Linked DNA regions of Homo sapiens: region 2 is linked to region 1. The links are chromatin loops, found by intact Hi-C in ENCODE. Cell type or tissue: natural killer cell. All regions are shown on one strand. Links, peaks and the distances in the headings refer to the core of each region. The heading gives the core; the rest is flanking DNA. Region 1 overlaps LOC102724977 (a long non-coding RNA gene). Region 2 has its middle 110 kb from the start of MIR5195.

Evidence for each region. Hi-C counts contacts between places; a loop is a spot of excess contacts. Peaks named below come from ENCODE experiments on the same cell type or tissue, not always from the same donor. Only the 100,000 strongest peaks of a DNase experiment are listed, where the experiment ranks them.
Region 2: a loop joins it to region 1, with 9 times the contacts of the local background. A loop is called at or near these places in 5 of 110 quality-filtered maps.

Annotation. Positions count from the first base shown.
Region 1 is chr14:106,658,085-106,666,423 of GRCh38, reverse strand. It overlaps LOC102724977 (a long non-coding RNA gene), which reads right to left. Exons shown (of 2, transcript XR_001751026.1): 2 at 29-127. It also overlaps IGH, IGHV3-64 and the pseudogene IGHV3-65. Among named protein-coding and RNA genes, the nearest start is that of LINC00221, 180 kb to the right of the region's middle. In natural killer cell, for the core only: CTCF peaks have their summits at 447, 2,183 (motif pointing right) and 4,602 (motif pointing left); DNase peaks (open chromatin) are centred at 2,095, 2,513, 3,153 and 4,603.
Region 2 is chr14:106,734,239-106,742,577 of GRCh38, reverse strand. It overlaps IGH and IGHV1-69-2. Among named protein-coding and RNA genes, the nearest start is that of MIR5195, 110 kb to the left of the region's middle. In natural killer cell, for the core only: CTCF peaks have their summits at 1,094 (motif pointing right), 1,294 (motif pointing right), 4,088 and 4,289 (motif pointing right); DNase peaks (open chromatin) are centred at 1,299, 4,327 and 5,437; H3K4me3 peaks cover 1,608 bases; H3K27ac peaks cover 2,176 bases.

The sequences.
Region 1 (8,339 bases), core at 54-8,053:
GTGTGGCAGTTTCTGATCACGATGTCTCTGGAGGTGTCCAGTGTGAGGTGCAGCTGGTGGAGTCTGGGGGAGGCTTGGTACAGCCTGGGGGGTCCCTGAGACTCTCCTGTGCAGCCTCTGGATTCACCTTCTGTTAACTACTGCATGCAGTGGATCTGCCGGGCTCCAGGAAAGGGGCTGGAGTGGGTAGGTTTCACTAAAAACAAAACTAATCGTGGAACAACAGAATACGCCGCGTCTGTGAAAGGCAGATTCACCATCTCAAGCGATGATTCCAAAAGCATCGCCTATCTGCAAATGAACAGCCTGAAAACCGAGGACACGGCCGTGTATTACTATACCAGAGACACAGTGAGGGGAGGTCAGTGTGAGCCCAGACACAAACCTCCCTGCAGGGGCGCGCGGGGCCACCGGGGGCGGTCAAAACCCACTGAGGACAGGACAGGTCCCAGGAGCAGATGCTGGGGTAGTTTTCCTTTCTCATCAGCTGGAGAAGTCAGGTTTGTATTTGCAGGACTCTGCAGCATTCTAGGCTGTGACATTTTATCACTTGTATTTATTATGACTTTATTATCGTTAGTATTTAAATTTTAGTAATTATTAAAATTATATATAAGTACATTTTAAATATGTACTTTGAAGATATAAATATTCCTAATTATTTGCACTGATTCTTCCAGAGTTTTATTAACATTTGTTGACATCAGCAACTACATAGCTATAGGGACATAAATTTATAAACATAGAAATATGTATCGGCAAGACATGGTGGTCTGTGCCTGTAACCCCAGCTTGGGAAGCTGAGGCAGAAGTACTGCTTGAACCCAGAAGGCGGAGGTTGCAATGAGCCGTGATCGCGCCACTGCACTCCAGCCGGGCAACTGAGACTCCATCTCAAAAAACTAAATAAATAAAAAGAAAGAAAGAAAAAAAGATGTACAAATACACAGACCTATGCATATATGTGTAGGCATTCATATTAAACATTAAGATAAAATAATTCTAAAAACATGTCCTGAAGAATCAAAATTAATGATGAACTAAATATAAATTATTAGAGTAATTCATAATTGATTTTGGTTATTTTTAATTGTTTACATGTTGTGATTTTACACAAAATATTAGTCATTTATCCTGATAAAACAGGTCAAAATGTTATATCAAGAGTTTATTTACTTTGTATTACTAATAATATAAAATGTTCCACATATTTTTAGCCATGTTTTACTTATCTGTGAAATGTGTTTATTAATTTTTCATTTTAATATGTCACCTTTATCTTTCTAATTTCCTGGATTTAATTCCACTACAGCTGAATGCATTTTAATAATTATTGTAATCACATTTACATTTTTTATTTGAATTTTCATATATATTTTATTAGGATTTTAATATCAATATAAATATTTTCCTACCATTGTCTATTTTCTATTTTTATGATATAAAATTAACATAAAAATGCTTAGATTTTCAATGTACAGCTTGAGGGCTTCTGACAAATGTGCGCACAAATAAGAATTATTTGCTTACTTTTTAGTGTATACTGAGGAGTGGGATTGCTGGGTAAAATGATATCTCTGTTTTAAGTTCTTTAAGAAATCTCCAGTCTGCTTTCCAAAGGGGCAAGATTAACTTATATTCTTCTCATCAGGGTATAAGTGTTCTCTTTTCTCCAGAGTCCCACCAGCATTCATTGTTTTTTGACTTTTTCGTGATAGCCATTCTGAGTGGTGTGTTGCTGCACACCTACAATCATCTCATATTTGATAAGGCTGATGAAAACAAGCAATAAGGAAGGGACTCCCTGTTCAATAAATGGTGCTGGGACAACTGGCTAGCCATGTGATGAAGATTGAAGCTGGACGTCTACTTTCAACATACATAAAATTAACTCAAAATTGATGAAAGACTTAAATGTAAGACCTCAAACCATAAAAATCCTTGAAGACAACCTAGGAAATACTCTTCTCGACCCCAACTTTGACGAATAATTTTTGGCTGAGTATCCAAAAGCAAATTCAACCAAAACACAAATAGATGAGTGGGACCTAATTAACTAAGGAGTTTCTGCACAGCAAACCCGCCAGGAGATAGATGCTCAGGACACCAGAGAGAACTCAGTTAAACCAGGGGGCGCTCAGAACAGCAGAGTGTGCTCAGGACACCAGGGGGCGCTCAGAACCACCAGCAGGAGCTCAGAACAGCAGAGTGTGCTCAGGACACCAGGGGGCGCTCAGAACCACCAGCAGGAGCTCAGAACAGCAGAGTGTGCTCAGGACACCAGGGGGCGCTCAGAACCACCAGCGGGCGCTCAGAACAGCAGAGTGTGCTCAGGACACCAGGGGGCGCTCAGAACCACCAGTGGGCGCTCAGAACAGCAGAGTGTGCTCAGGACACCAGGGGGCGCTCAGAACCACCAGCGGGCGCTCAGAACAGCAGAGTGTGCTCAGGACACCAGGGGGCGCTCAGAACCACCAGCGGGCGCTCAGAACCACCAGGGGGCGCTCAGGACGGCAGGGGTCGCTCAGACACCACGGTTCCCTTAGGAGGCAGCTCCACATTAGGTCCCTGGGCAGGGTGGGGTTTCCTTTTTGAACTTGCTATTTTTTGACCTTGTAAAGCAAAGGTCTTCCCCAGGATCTCTTAGTATTTCTTCCTTGTAACTCATGTCTTGTCTTGTTTTGTTTTTGTTTTTGTTTTTTGTTTTTGGTCATCTACAAAAACTTAAACTTAGAACAGTTGATTCAGAAAGGCAGGAAAGCAGGCATTCCTCTAAGTCTCCCCTGAGACAAATACATATATGATTTCTTCCTCCCCACTATAATTTATGTAAAAATGAAGATTCACTGAGTCAGACTAAATTGTGTATTCAGTGGAAGGATAATAAATGACACAAAAGAATGCAACCTATTGTCTCTTATCTTCTTCTAACCTGCAAGCCCCCATTTTCATTTGTCCTGGCTTACAGGAAAAAAAAATGTACATTTCACATGTATTGACTGATGTCTCATGTCTCTGTAAAATGTATAAAAGCAAGCTGTACTTCAATCACCTTGTGCACATGTCTCAGGACTTCCTGAGGCTGGTTATGGTTGGGTTCTTAACTTTGGCAAAACAAATGTATTAGTCTGTTCTCCTGCTGCTGATAAAAACATAATCAAGACTGGGTAACGTATAAAGGAAAGAGTTTTAATTGACTCACATTTCCACGTGGCTGGGGACACTTCGCAATCATGTCAGAAAAGGAAGGGACATCTTACATGGTGGAAGACTAGAGAGAGCTTGTGCAGATGAATTCCCCTTTAGAAAACCATCAGATCTAATGAAACTTATTCACTATCATGAGTTCATCATGGGAAAGACCTGCCCCTATGATTCAATTACTTCTCACTGGGTTCTTCCAATGACACATGGGAAATGTGGGACTACAATTCAAAATGAGTTTTGGATGGGGACACAGACAAACCATATTAATAAACTTCCTAAATTGACTGAGACCTGTCTCAGATATTTGTTGTTTATCCTACTCATGTACAGCCTTCAGAGTTCCAAAGCCTATATCAGTTTTCCAGGATTGTTTCCCCTTTTTGTTGGTTATTTCCTCCTTTATTTTCTATGTTTAGTTCCCTTTTTCTCCCACTATTTTTTCATCATTGGGATGTGAGACTTCACAACATTTGAAAGGTAGGTAACAATGAGCTATCTTAACAACATGGGACCTGTTTATCTAAGAGTAATCCATTCTATCAATGAAAGATAAAACAAAACAGGAGACCAGAAACTCATTTGGTTGTAAAATGCTTCCTCTGAATGATTTTGAAAAGGAACAGGTGGGGAAAATATAAAAGGAAAATAAAAACTTGTGCTGTCAATTCATTATGTCATGAGGGGGGAAAATCCTAAAGGATGATCCATGCAAGAAACTGATTTTCCTTTCATTCCTAAGAGAATAGCTACAAATAAAAAGTTAAATATCTTCACAGATAGCTACTCTTTGTTCATTTTACTTTATATAAAGTGCTAACTTAGTTCAGGAGAACTACATAATTTTTCTGTTTCCCTATGTGCTTCTCTCTCATTACAACATGTAAATTTTCATACTGTCCCTCTTTCCCCTCTATCCAGCTTTCCCCCCTTTTTTGTATTGAAAGCCCTGAAAATCATCTTTGGGGAACGGCACTGACCACAAATTTTTCTGTGATTACTTGTATTTTCATTCCAGGCATGCCCTAACTTTGGCAAAATTAATTTTAATTTGATTGAGATCTGTCTCGGAAACCTTTGGTTTACACTAGGAAAGATCCCAAATTACGAGTCAATTACTATAAAGCTCAGCCTTCCCACTGTGTATGTGTGTGTGCATGTGTGTGTGTGTGTGTGTACACGTGTGTTTTAATTTTTGTGGGCTTTGAGCCATGTAGTTCTCTCTGTGGACATACTATTTGGCGTGATCTTTGAATAGAGAATTCTGAAAGAAATAAGAGGCTCCTATGAGTTCTCTGAAAGTTTCTGGACTCACCATGGATCTTGACTGTGTCATTGCATCTGACAGTCCCAGGGAACAGACTCTCTGGTGGTTTCAAAGAATCTGTGCTTGGGCTCCCCCTGCAGTTTACTGGGTACAGTAATGTTAAATCACTGTTTCGAGAGACAATTTCGAAAGCATTAGATGCTGCTGAGAGAGGATTGTGAACCAGGGGACAGCCCCTTCATTCTGGGGGAGCGACATTGGGAGAATATGCTCTGTGAGCCCAAACAGCATCCTCCCCTGCCGGGTGAGGGCAGAGCTGCAGGACAGGCCCAGAAACCACTCAACACAGATGTCAGCCCTGGAGCAGCTGCAGAGGAGTCTGAGGAGAAAATTTTACCAGCATCTGAATTACACTTATTTCAAAACAAAAATGCAATTAAAAAGTTAAAATAAGTAATTAATGTCCAGGCACAGTGGCTTACACCTATAATCCCAGAAATTTGGGAGGCTGAGGTGGGAAGATTTCCAGGAGTTTGAGATCAGTCTGTGAAACATAGTGAGGCTTCATCTTTACTTTTGAAAATAAAATAAAATAAAACATAAATAATTTAGCAAAAACTACCGATGTGTCTTCCATATCCCATCGTACTTAGAGCATTGATGTAACCCAATGAGTCAATGAGAACCAAATTTGAAAGGAGAAAATTTTAGAGTTTTCAGATATCTTAAGAGTTGGAAGATGTAGAACAAAACTAATTTTATCAATTCAATGTGTGCAAACATGGAGAGACACACTCATGCCAGTAGTTCAACTTGCAAAGGGCAAAAACCAAAAAAGTTTGAAGTTGCTAGTGATCCATTTGTAGGTGAGATCATTTTGAGGATCATGTCCTGTGAGAGGCTGTTTCTCTATTAGAGGAGTTCTGTGCTCATGAAGTGCTGGACATGCTAGGGGACAAATATCAGTAAACAAACATCAGAACTTGAATGTCAGCTTCCCCCTGCTGCATTCTCCGTGTGTCATCTCTCTGTTATTTCTCATGCTAGATCAGGTCTTTAGCTATGAAATATTCCACCTAATTTACATGTCAATAGCTTGAAGTCTACTGAGTTTAATTCATATTTTTTCTATATGTTACAGTTACAGTTTGTCCACAAGGACAAGGTTTGTCCACAAGTTTGTCCACAAGGTTACAGTTTGTCCACAAGGACTCAATCATAGAAGTGCAGAGTCCTTTTCGGGCCACATTTAATTCACTTTATCAGTGCCCTTCAGTATGTGGTTCCTGAGAATTTCACATGACAACACATTTACCACACTGGAATTTAAGCAATCCAACACATGTTTGTAGCTTTATCTTGTAATAGGCTGTATTTCATATGGCAGCCTCTGCTTCAGTTTAGCTAACACTATGGCTTTGTTTCTCTCTACAAGAACTTGTTTCTCCCAAGATTTCCATGTTTGTGAAAGGAAAAGAAATCTCTGGGACCCCCAAATCACTAAGCCAAAGGGAAAAGTCAAGCTGAAAACTGCTTGGGGCAAACCCACCTCCATTCTTTCCCTAAAATGATAGCTACTAACTGTCAGGCCTCTGAGCCCAAGATAAGCCATCATATCCCCTGTGACCTGCACATACACATCCAGATGGCCGGTTCCTGCCTTAATGGATGACATTCCACCACAAAAGAAGTGAAAATGGCCTATTCCTGCCTTAACTGATGATACTATCTTGTGAAATTCCTTCTCCTGGCTCATCCTGGCTCAAAAGCTCCCCTACTGAGCACCTTGTGACCCCCTCTCCTGCCCGCCAGAGAACAACCCCCCTTTTTCCTTTACCTACCCAAATCCTATAAAACGGCCCCACCCCTATCTCCCTTCGCTGACTCTCTTTTCAGACTCAGCCCGCCTGCCCCCAGGTGAAATAAACAGCTTTATTGCTCACACAAAGCCTGTTTGGTGGTCTCTTCACATGGACACGAGTGAAACTAAGGTTTTAAAAAACTACATACCTCCTTCAAAATTTGACCACAAGGAAAAACCTTGTGGACCAACAACAGACAGAGTCATTTCTCTGCTCACATAAGTCAAATGCCTATCTGATTGCCACCATTTCTCTATTGTTTTGCTAAGCCAGACTAAGGCCTACGTGACTATTCCTGTAAATTGTGCATTCAGTTAAAGGCTAATCAGAAACTCAAGAGAATGCAAGCATTTGTCTCAAACCTACCTGTGATCTGGACGCTCTCTCCCCACTTCAGAAAGTCCTGCCTTTCTGAACCAAACCAATGTACATCTTACATATATTGATTACTGTCCCATGTCTCCCTAAATTGCATAAAATCAAGCTGTGTCCCACCACCTTGGGCATATATCGTCAGGACTCCCTGAGGCGGTGTCACTGCCATGTCCTTAATCTTGGAATACGAACTTCCTAAATCTATTGAGATTAGTCTCAGGTACTCTTTGGATTACAGGTTTGTTTTTTATTTCATAACTTCAATTATCTGAAATACTAAACAAAATTTGCCAAATTGTACATTCTCTTGTTACTGTTGTTGCAAAAAATATATTTATGTAACTTATATATAATTTATCATCTATGTGTGTTACCAAGCTGAGTAGCAGATTTATTAGTAAGACTTAGAGAGAGTAATGAAAAATTCAAATGCCAGTTAGTAACTTAATAGAAAAACAAATTATGCTACATTTGTTTGCTGAAATGCTACCCATTATTTGTAAGAAATAAACACATGCAACATAAAAGATTTAATTCTCAGTATTTCTATTGAGAAAAATAATCCAAATACATAAGAGCATATACTATATTTTTTCATTCTTATAAATTCTAGAATATAAAAGCTAGTCAAAAGACATGTGAAAACATCAGTAGATTTATAAAGAAATGGTAGAAGAAGGGAAGGAGAAAAACCAAAAAAATATAAAAGAGCAAGAGGAATGCTGAGGGGAGTTGACTTGTCACCTTCTTAAAAATAGAGATTTTATTTTTCAAAGTTTACTATTGTACAGAATAAATATGTGAATTTTCTTATCTGTCAATTAAACCTCATAAAATTTATTACAAAAAAACTGAAATTTTAGACAAAAAGAGGGTGATAGGAAGGAACAAATAAATATGTTAAATGTCAAATATACCTAAAAATTTATTTGTCTGACCCCTAGTTTTCTCCGTATTTTTAGGTAAATGCAGCAAAATCACACAGGTTGTCGTGGCAGGAAGTGGATTCTGCAAACCACACTAGGCCCGTTTATCTCTGTCCTAGAGTTGGTTAAAAGAGCAACTGAGGCCAGCTGTGAGGAGCATAGGCCCGGGTACTAGGACTCACTCATGCCAGATATAAGCCCTTAGACACATACATAGCCCCTCCATGTGTGGGTTCACTTTTACATCTGTACATGAAGAAACCACTGATTCCTAAATAACATAATTTATACACATAGGTAAAAATAATTAAAAATGTGATAGTTATTAAGTGTTTATCACACAACAATTTCACAATAAAACAGCATTTTCCCAAATGTAATCATTGTCATCGAAATCCCCAAGGACACTCTCATCTGCCCTGGGCCCTGCCCTCTCCTCAGGCATCTCACCCCAGAGCTTGCTATATAGTAGGAGACATGCAAATAGGTCCCTCCCTCTCCTGATGAAAACCAGCCCAGCCCTGACTCCGCAGCTCTGGGAGAGGAGCCCCCGCCCTGGGATTCCCAGGTGTTTTCATTTGGTGATCAGCACTGAACACAGAAGAGTCATGATGGAGTTTGGGCTGAGCTGGGTTTTCCTTGTTGCTATTTTTAAAGGTGATTCATGAGGAAATAGAGATATTGAGTGTGAGTGGACATGAGTGA
Region 2 (8,339 bases), core at 215-8,214, 76 kb before region 1:
GTCTCAATGTGAATGAAGTCTTCACTCAGATAAGTACACATATTTCAACATTGACTGTTTCCTGACACAAGCACATATATCCAATGTTAAACTGTCTTGCGACAAAATGATCTCAAGATAATGATAATTATAAACTCCAACCCTGAAAACCTGTGGATCTGCATTTTGTCCATTGTAACATAACTTCTTCTCATTGTCAGAAACAGTCGTTTGCAGCTATAAATGCACTGATTACAGTCAGATTTCCATTTTCTCTGGAAATGTATTTCTTATGTTCTTACTGGACTAATTTGTTGACAATGTTTGCTCACATGAAGATACCTGAACAGTGTCCACATTAGAGAATAAGAAAGAGCAATGGGCAGATTAACCCTGTGCATCCAGATGCAGGAATCATTTGACTCTGCCTTCCCTGAAATGGAGACACAGAGGATGGATGAGCAACGCTGAGTGGTGCACCTACGACCACAAAGAGAAAGACGTGGAAATATGTCCCATCCCCTCCTCATGAAAGGCAGCTCATCCCCTGTTCCTTCAGGCCCTGGTGAGGAGCCACCCCATATCTGTGTCTTTCTTCAGTGTTCACACTATGGAGTCTGCACTGATCTGGGTTTCCCTTCTCATCACCCTCAATATTAGTGTCCCTTGTAAATCAGGTCCAGCTGTGGCTGCTCATAGGGTTGTTCTCAGTCTATTTCCTCTGTGTTCATAGAAGTCCTGTATGAAGTTCAGTGGTGGAGTCAGAGGGGTAAACGTTGTACAGCCCAGTGATTCACTGAGACTTTCATGCAAAGTGGCTGGATTCACCTTTGCTGGCAACAGCCTGAGGTTGGTCTAGCAGGCTTCACAACAGGGATTGTGGTGGCTGGCAACAGTGAGTCAGCAAGTGGGAGTGCTCAGGGTTACTCTTCATGAGTACAAATAAATTAACTGGTCCAGCGACACCCTTTCACGTGCACTCTACCTTACAATGACTAACCTGAATGCCAAGGACAAGGTTGTGTAATACTGTGAGGTTCACAGGAGAGGGATTATCTGCACGAGCCCAGACACAAAAATCTGCAGAGACAGGAGGGAACTGCATGATAGATGCTGCTCAGAAGCACCAGCGGGCACTCAACACAAGGGGGCCCTCAGGATACAGCTGGGGGCGCTCAGGACACCAGGGGGTCACTCAGGATACAGCGGGGGACGCTCAGAACCACCAGGGGGCTCTTAGGGCACCAGAGGGCATTCAGGACCACCAGGGAGCCCTCAGGGCCACCAGGAGGACCTCAGGACATGTCAGCGTGCTGGAGCCACCAGGGGGCGCTGAGGCAACCAAGGGACGCTCTGAACCGCGAGGGGAAGGAAGCTCAGGACCACGAGGGGACGCTCAGGACACCAGGGGGCGCTCAGAACACCAGTGGGCACTCAGAACAGGAAGAATCTCTTAGAAAGCAGCTCCACATCAGGATCCTGGGAGGCTGTGGAGAAATGGGAACACTCATAAACTGTTGAGCATTTAAATTAGTACAACCGCTATAGAGAACAGCTTAGAGTTTCCTCAAAACCTGACGATAGTTATCATTATAATCTGGCAATCCTGCTGCTGGTATATACCCCTAAAAAGGAAATGTTTTTGCACTACCATGTCTGTAATAGCGCTGTTAAAGCACTGTTCACAACAGTCAAAATTTGAAAGCAACCTATGTGCCGATTAACACATGAATGGATAAATAAAATATGGTACATATAGGATATGGGTTAATATTATGCCATAAAAAAATGAGATTTTATCATTTGCAACAACATGGATGAAACTGGAGTTCATTATATTAATTGAAATGAGCCCAGAAGAGAAAGACGAAATTCACATGTTCCCATTTGTTTGTGAAAGCTAAAAATTAAGACAATTGAACTCGTGGAGATAGAGAGGGAAAAGATGGTCCCCAGAAGCTGGGAAGGTCTATGCTAGATGGGGATTATTGGGGATGGTCAATGGGTAGAAAAGGTGATTAGAAATAATAAATAACACATAATATTTGATAACACAACAGAATAAGTATAGTCCTCAATAACTTAATTATAGATTTTAAAATAAAAGTTTATGAATGGAATGTTGGTAACTCTATTAATGCTTGAGAGGATGTATAAACTATTCTTCATAATGTGATTATTATGCAGTTCATGCTGATTCAGAGTTCTGTACCCCATAAAAATATACATGTACTATTTACCCACAAAGATTCAAAATTTAAGTGTTTATGTGTCTAATATTCTGTAACTATATTACATTAAACCTAAGAACACACTGGCTTTTACACACTACTGTCATCCACATAGACATTCATAGCCTTCTTTCTCTGCTTGTCCATAATCCCACACTCCAAAATGAGAAAACCTCTCCTACCATATGACATTAATTTACTTAGTGCACAATTTCAAAATACACAAATCGTCTTTAGGATTGTTAAACTGACCCTTGTTGAAAATATGTTTATCAACTAGAATACAGTGCTTATGTGGAGCTTATTTATATTTTACAATCGCAACATCAAATTCTTTCCAAGTTTCTTGTGTCCAATATTTATGCCCCACCTTCTTCAGGGTAATTAGTTCAAACCTTCTGATTGTTGTTAGATATTTTTATACAGCTGTCTTTTTTTGTGTTTCATGACCTGCTAAATACTTTCGAAGTTGTATGCATTTAGGTTAACACTTTGTCTCAAAAAATATGAGTTTTCAGAAATTCTTTATGCCATGTGTCCATCATTGAATATCATAAAAATAGTTTCATTGGCCGGGCATGGTGGCTCACACCTGTAATCCCAGCACTTTGGGAGGCCAAGGTGGGCGGGTCACGAGGTCAGGAGATCGAGACCATCCTGGCTAACACAATGAAACCCCATCTCTACTAAAAATACAAAAATTAGCCAGGCGTGGTGGCAGGCACCTGTAGTCCCAAATACTCAGGAGGCTGAGGCAGGAGAATGGCACGAACCCAGGAGGTGGAGGTTGCTGTGAGCACAGATCGCACCACCACACTCCAGCCTGGGTGGCAGAGTGAGACTCTGTCTCAAAAAAAAAAGATAGCTTCATTGTGATTAAAAAATGTGTTTCACCTAATCCACACACCTTCTCCCCACCTTCCTGGGAAACCTCAAATGTTTACTGGATCTATATTTTTATCTTTGGCAAAACAGCCTGGCTGTTTTCTTAGCCTCTTCTGCAAAGCATCAAGATTCACCTTCACTGACTACAGCATGAATTGAGTCCAGATGGCTGGGGGACAGAGGCTGGAGAGGGTGGTAACAGTGATTGATTCAAGTGGAAGTTCTCAGTGATATTCTGCATCAGCACAATAAAGATTCACAATTCCCAGGGACACCAATTACCAGCACAGTCTCCCTTAAAATAATCTACTTGGAAGCTGAGGGGGCTCTCACAGGGGTAGGCAGTGTATTACTGTGAGAGATACAGCGAGGGACATTTCTGTGAGTCCAGACGGAAACCTCCCTGCAGGGAGACAAGAGAGGACTTTGTGATAAATGGTGCTTAGGACACCAGGGGGCACTCAGGACAGCAGAGGGTGCTCAGCAGAGCAGGGTGCGCTCAGGACATGGTGTGTGTTGTAGGGGGCATTGCTCAGGATCACCAGGGGGCTCTCAGAACCACCAAGGGTCACTCAGGAAACCAGGGGGCGCTCTGGACACCAGGGGGAGCTCAGAACCACCAGGTGGTACTCAGGACACCAGGGGGCGCTCATGACCAGCAGGGCATGCTCAGGGCAACAGGGGGCTTGCAGAACCCCAGTTCCAACGCCAGTGTTGGAAGCACTTTTCATTGGCAAGACACTAGGAAGGAGAGCAAATTGGAGGCTTGTTACTGTGCAAATATGCCACCGTGAGTGTGTGTGGGGGGGGTAGGTGGGGGGTGGACCTTGAAACATAAGGTGTGTGCGTAAAGTGATAATCTGATGTAAACTTCGACCACAGAATCCTAAAGAAAAAAAAAAAAGAGGCTGCCCCAAAGTCCCCATCAGTTCCTGGACTCGCCATGTGTCTGGACCATATCAGTGCATCTGGAGCTCCAGGGAAGGGGCTCCCTGGTGGATTTAGTGATTCCTTGCTTCCTGTGCCAAGGTCTCCCTGTGGGATATGTTAGGTTTCCTAAGGTCTATTTTCTAGTGTAAGAAGTGATGTGAGAAGTAGTTGCTGTCACTGAAGGAGCATTCTTAGCCAGGGCACAGCCAGGTCATACTGGGCTTGAGATGCTGGGAGAAAAATGCTCTGTGAGCCCAGAAAAGAACTTCCCTGCAGGGCAGGAGCTGAGCTGCAGGGGGCGCTCAGGATGCACCCAGCACAGGATCCAGCTCTGGAGCAGGTGCACAGGAGGCTGTGGAGGGGTTTTCTCTCAGGGATTGAATATTCCTTATTTCAAAGCCATAATGACATAAAATTTAAATAAGAATTTAGCAAGTACTGATGTGTCTTTAGTATTCTCTTGCATACACAGAGGCTACCAAACCCAATAACTTAACGCAAAACACATTTAAAAGGAGAAATGTCTAGGCCTTTCAAATGTATTTATAGTTAGGAATTGAGGGGTGGTTTTATTAATTCAATGGGTGTTACTCTCCGGAGACACACTCATCCCAGAAGTTAGATGTGCAGAGGGCAAGGCCCAGGAAAAGTTCAGATTGTCAGTGAGCCATAGGAACAAGAAATCACAGTGAGGACAATGCCCTGTGAGATTCTGGGTTTCTGTAAGAGGAGTTCTGTCTTCATGGACTTCTAAGTGTGTCAGAGGACAAATATCATTAAACAAAGTTCAGGGCAGGGAGCTCAGTGTCCCACTGTGGCATGGTCCGTGTGTCACCTATCTTCTTCCCCAGGGTGGGGTGGCCTAAGCTATGAAATACCTGCCTCATGAATATGCAAATGCAGTGGTGTCTACCGAGGTAAATACAGATCTGTCCTTGCCCAGAGAGCATCACACAACAGCCACATCCCTCCCCTACAGAAGCCCCCAGAGAGCAGCACCTCACCATGGACTGCACCTGGAGGATCCTCCTCTTGGTGGCAGCAGCTACAGGTAAGAGAATCCTTAGTTCCAGGGCTGATGAGGGGACTGGGTCCAGTTAAGTGGTGTCTCATCCACTCCTTTCTCTTCTCCACAGGCACCCACGCCGAGGTCCAGCTGGTACAGTCTGGGGCTGAGGTGAAGAAGCCTGGGGCTACAGTGAAAATCTCCTGCAAGGTTTCTGGATACACCTTCACCGACTACTACATGCACTGGGTGCAACAGGCCCCTGGAAAAGGGCTTGAGTGGATGGGACTTGTTGATCCTGAAGATGGTGAAACAATATACGCAGAGAAGTTCCAGGGCAGAGTCACCATAACCGCGGACACGTCTACAGACACAGCCTACATGGAGCTGAGCAGCCTGAGATCTGAGGACACGGCCGTGTATTACTGTGCAACAGACACAGTGTGAAAACCCACATGCTGAGAGTGTCAGAAACCCTGAGGAAGGAGGCAGCTGTGCTGGGGCTGAAAAGATGACAGCATTTATGAGGTTTAAAGTGTTTAGAAGATGGGTTAAGTCACAGAGTAAAAGTAGAAATAGAAAGATGTATACATTCCAATTATATAGGAAATAATCTTTTCAACTTTCACCCTGTAAGTAACATTCACAGAGTGGGAAAGGCAGCAATCAATGGAGTGGATGCAAACATTCCTTTGTGAGGACATAAATTTTAAAATCGAATGGATAAATCATTTGGAGCAGGATTGCTTGATCACATGGTAAGACTAAATATAATTTCTAAAAAGTGACCAACATTTCTAACAAAATGTCTTTGCCACTCCTTTTACATTAATTTTATTTTAAAACATTTTTAGGATTGCAGCAAATTTGAGTAGAATAAACAGCATTCCCATGTACTCCTGCCCAAGACATGCACAGACTTCTCCATGATCAACACCCTGCGCTGAAGTAATAAATAACTTGCAACAGATGAACCCACATGGACACCTTGATTGTTTCCTTTCCTGGTGGCCCCTGGTATAACAAGCCTAAATTACCTTGAAGCACCCCAGGTTCTTCTAGTGGGTTACAGGAAATGATGCCAGGTAGAGGGAAAGTGAGTGGGGATGATCCTCTTTGCACTGTTTCCTCAAGAATCCATAAAATGTACATTGATTTAGAGCTCAACTAACTCCTGGTTTTCTATGCCCCTTTCCAGAAGGTAAGGTCTCCAAGAATTTACAGCAGGGGATCTCCTCAAGAGTCCATAAAATGTACAGCGGTTTAGAGCTCGTCTGACTCCTGGTTTTATATGCCCCTACCAAGAGGATAAGGTCTCCAAGCACTTACGGCAGGGGTCTCCAACCCCTAGGCAGTGAACCCGTACTGGTCAGCAGCCTGATAGAAAGCAGGCTGCACAGCAGGAGATGAACAGGGGGTGAGCATCACTGCCTGAGCTCCGCCTCCTGTCAGATCAGCTGCGCATTAGATTTTCCTAGGAGCCAAATTCTATTGTGAACTGTGCATGCAAGGGATCTAGGGCGACCGCTCCCTATGAGAATCTAATGCCTGATGATTGCAGGTGGAACAGGTTCATCCCATAACCACCTGCCTCCCTCATCCATGGAAAAATTGTCATCCATGAAACTGTTCCCTGGTGGCAAAAAGGTTGGGGACCACTGGTGTAGAGGCAGGTCTGTGCAACTAAAAGGCCAGTGGCTTCTGCTGAATCCTATAATTAATGTCCTTTAATGAGAAGTGGAGACTTTGGTCATGAGGGCTTTCGTGAATAATGCCCTTCAGTCGGATTCAAAACACTGTAAGATCTTGTGGGTGTTTCTGGATAAAGCACTTTGGGCAGAAAATGCAAACACATGCATGAGATCCAGGCAGGAAAAACAAAGCTTCCTTTACAAAGTGGTTTGGCACGTGGAAGGAGCTCTCAGGGTTGGGCACTGTACCCTTTGCTGACTACACTTTAGCCAGAGGCCTGAGCCTGATTGGGTCACAGGTTACAAAAACGTCTGTCATCCTTCAGCTGAGCAAGCATATCTGCGTGCTTGTCAGTGTCCACCCCATGAGGGGTGCACTCTGGAAGATGACAAGATGTACACAAACCTTCTCCCACTGATTATCCACTAGCACACACTCAACTGCAACCCATGCTCCAGAAAGGGACAGGGGCCTGCAGGGATAAACAGAATGGAAGTATTTTATTACCTGGGAAAGACACTGCCAAATATCACGTTTCAGGAAGGTTAACTCATAAGTGTTCAGGAAGTGACTGAAGGGCAGTGGTGGGTGAGCTGACGGGACTGCCTCAGGGCTGCACATGAGGAGGGCTCCCTCCCACACAGCCTTTTCCTCCAGGAGCTACACCAGAAACTCATAGAAGATCAGGAAGGATTCTGAGAACATTCTTCTGTGGTGCTGCCTAGAGGGGGAAAATAAATTATAAAAAATAAATCAATTCTAAACAAAGTATGACATTTGTTATTAGAACCATTTCTGAAACCTGTGGGAATCCTGACATAAGCCACCATTCTCTGTGAATAAACATATAAACACTCCTTCCATGGGGAAGTCAACGAAGTTGGATCGGTTCTTTCATGGATAACATCCCCCAAAGTCCTCTCCATTCCCTGAGCATCCCCGGGTCTCTCAGTGACAAGTTCTCCTCAGTGGAATGTGGTTGATGTAGTGAGATCTTCAATTTTCCCGTGTTCTGTGTTCTCATGTTCTCCCCTTATCTGAGATTAAGAAACTCGCCTGCATGTGGTACATCACAGTCTAATGTCTCTCATGGACAAAATAGTGGCCACAGCAACCACCGGCGGCCACCATCCCCTCCACAGCCTGTGTTGGAACATCACCTGAGAGATTGTATTAGCAACTTTCCTTCAGAATCATCTTAAAAACTATGTGTCCCATTTCACATGGAGATGTCATCTATCCATTTTCTCTTCATAGACAAATAGAAGGAGATGAATACCCAATACACTTCATATCTCCGGATTATTCAAATACGATTGTCACTTTATCACCTTCTGATTTCTGGCCTTCGCAGAACACTCTATAAATTTTTCTCACTGGTATTATACCAAAACTTACAAAGTGCTGGATACAGGGATTATTTTAACCAACATTATTCTAATGATTCTAAGAATGTAGAATTACAATTATCCTCTTTTCATATATGGATAAACTAACCTATGCCTTTGAAAATAAACCCTTACATAAGAGTGAAAAGGTAAGCTATAGATTTGGAGAATTTCCTTGCAAATCCGTTATTTGGAAAAGGGATTTTATCACAAATATACAAATTAACT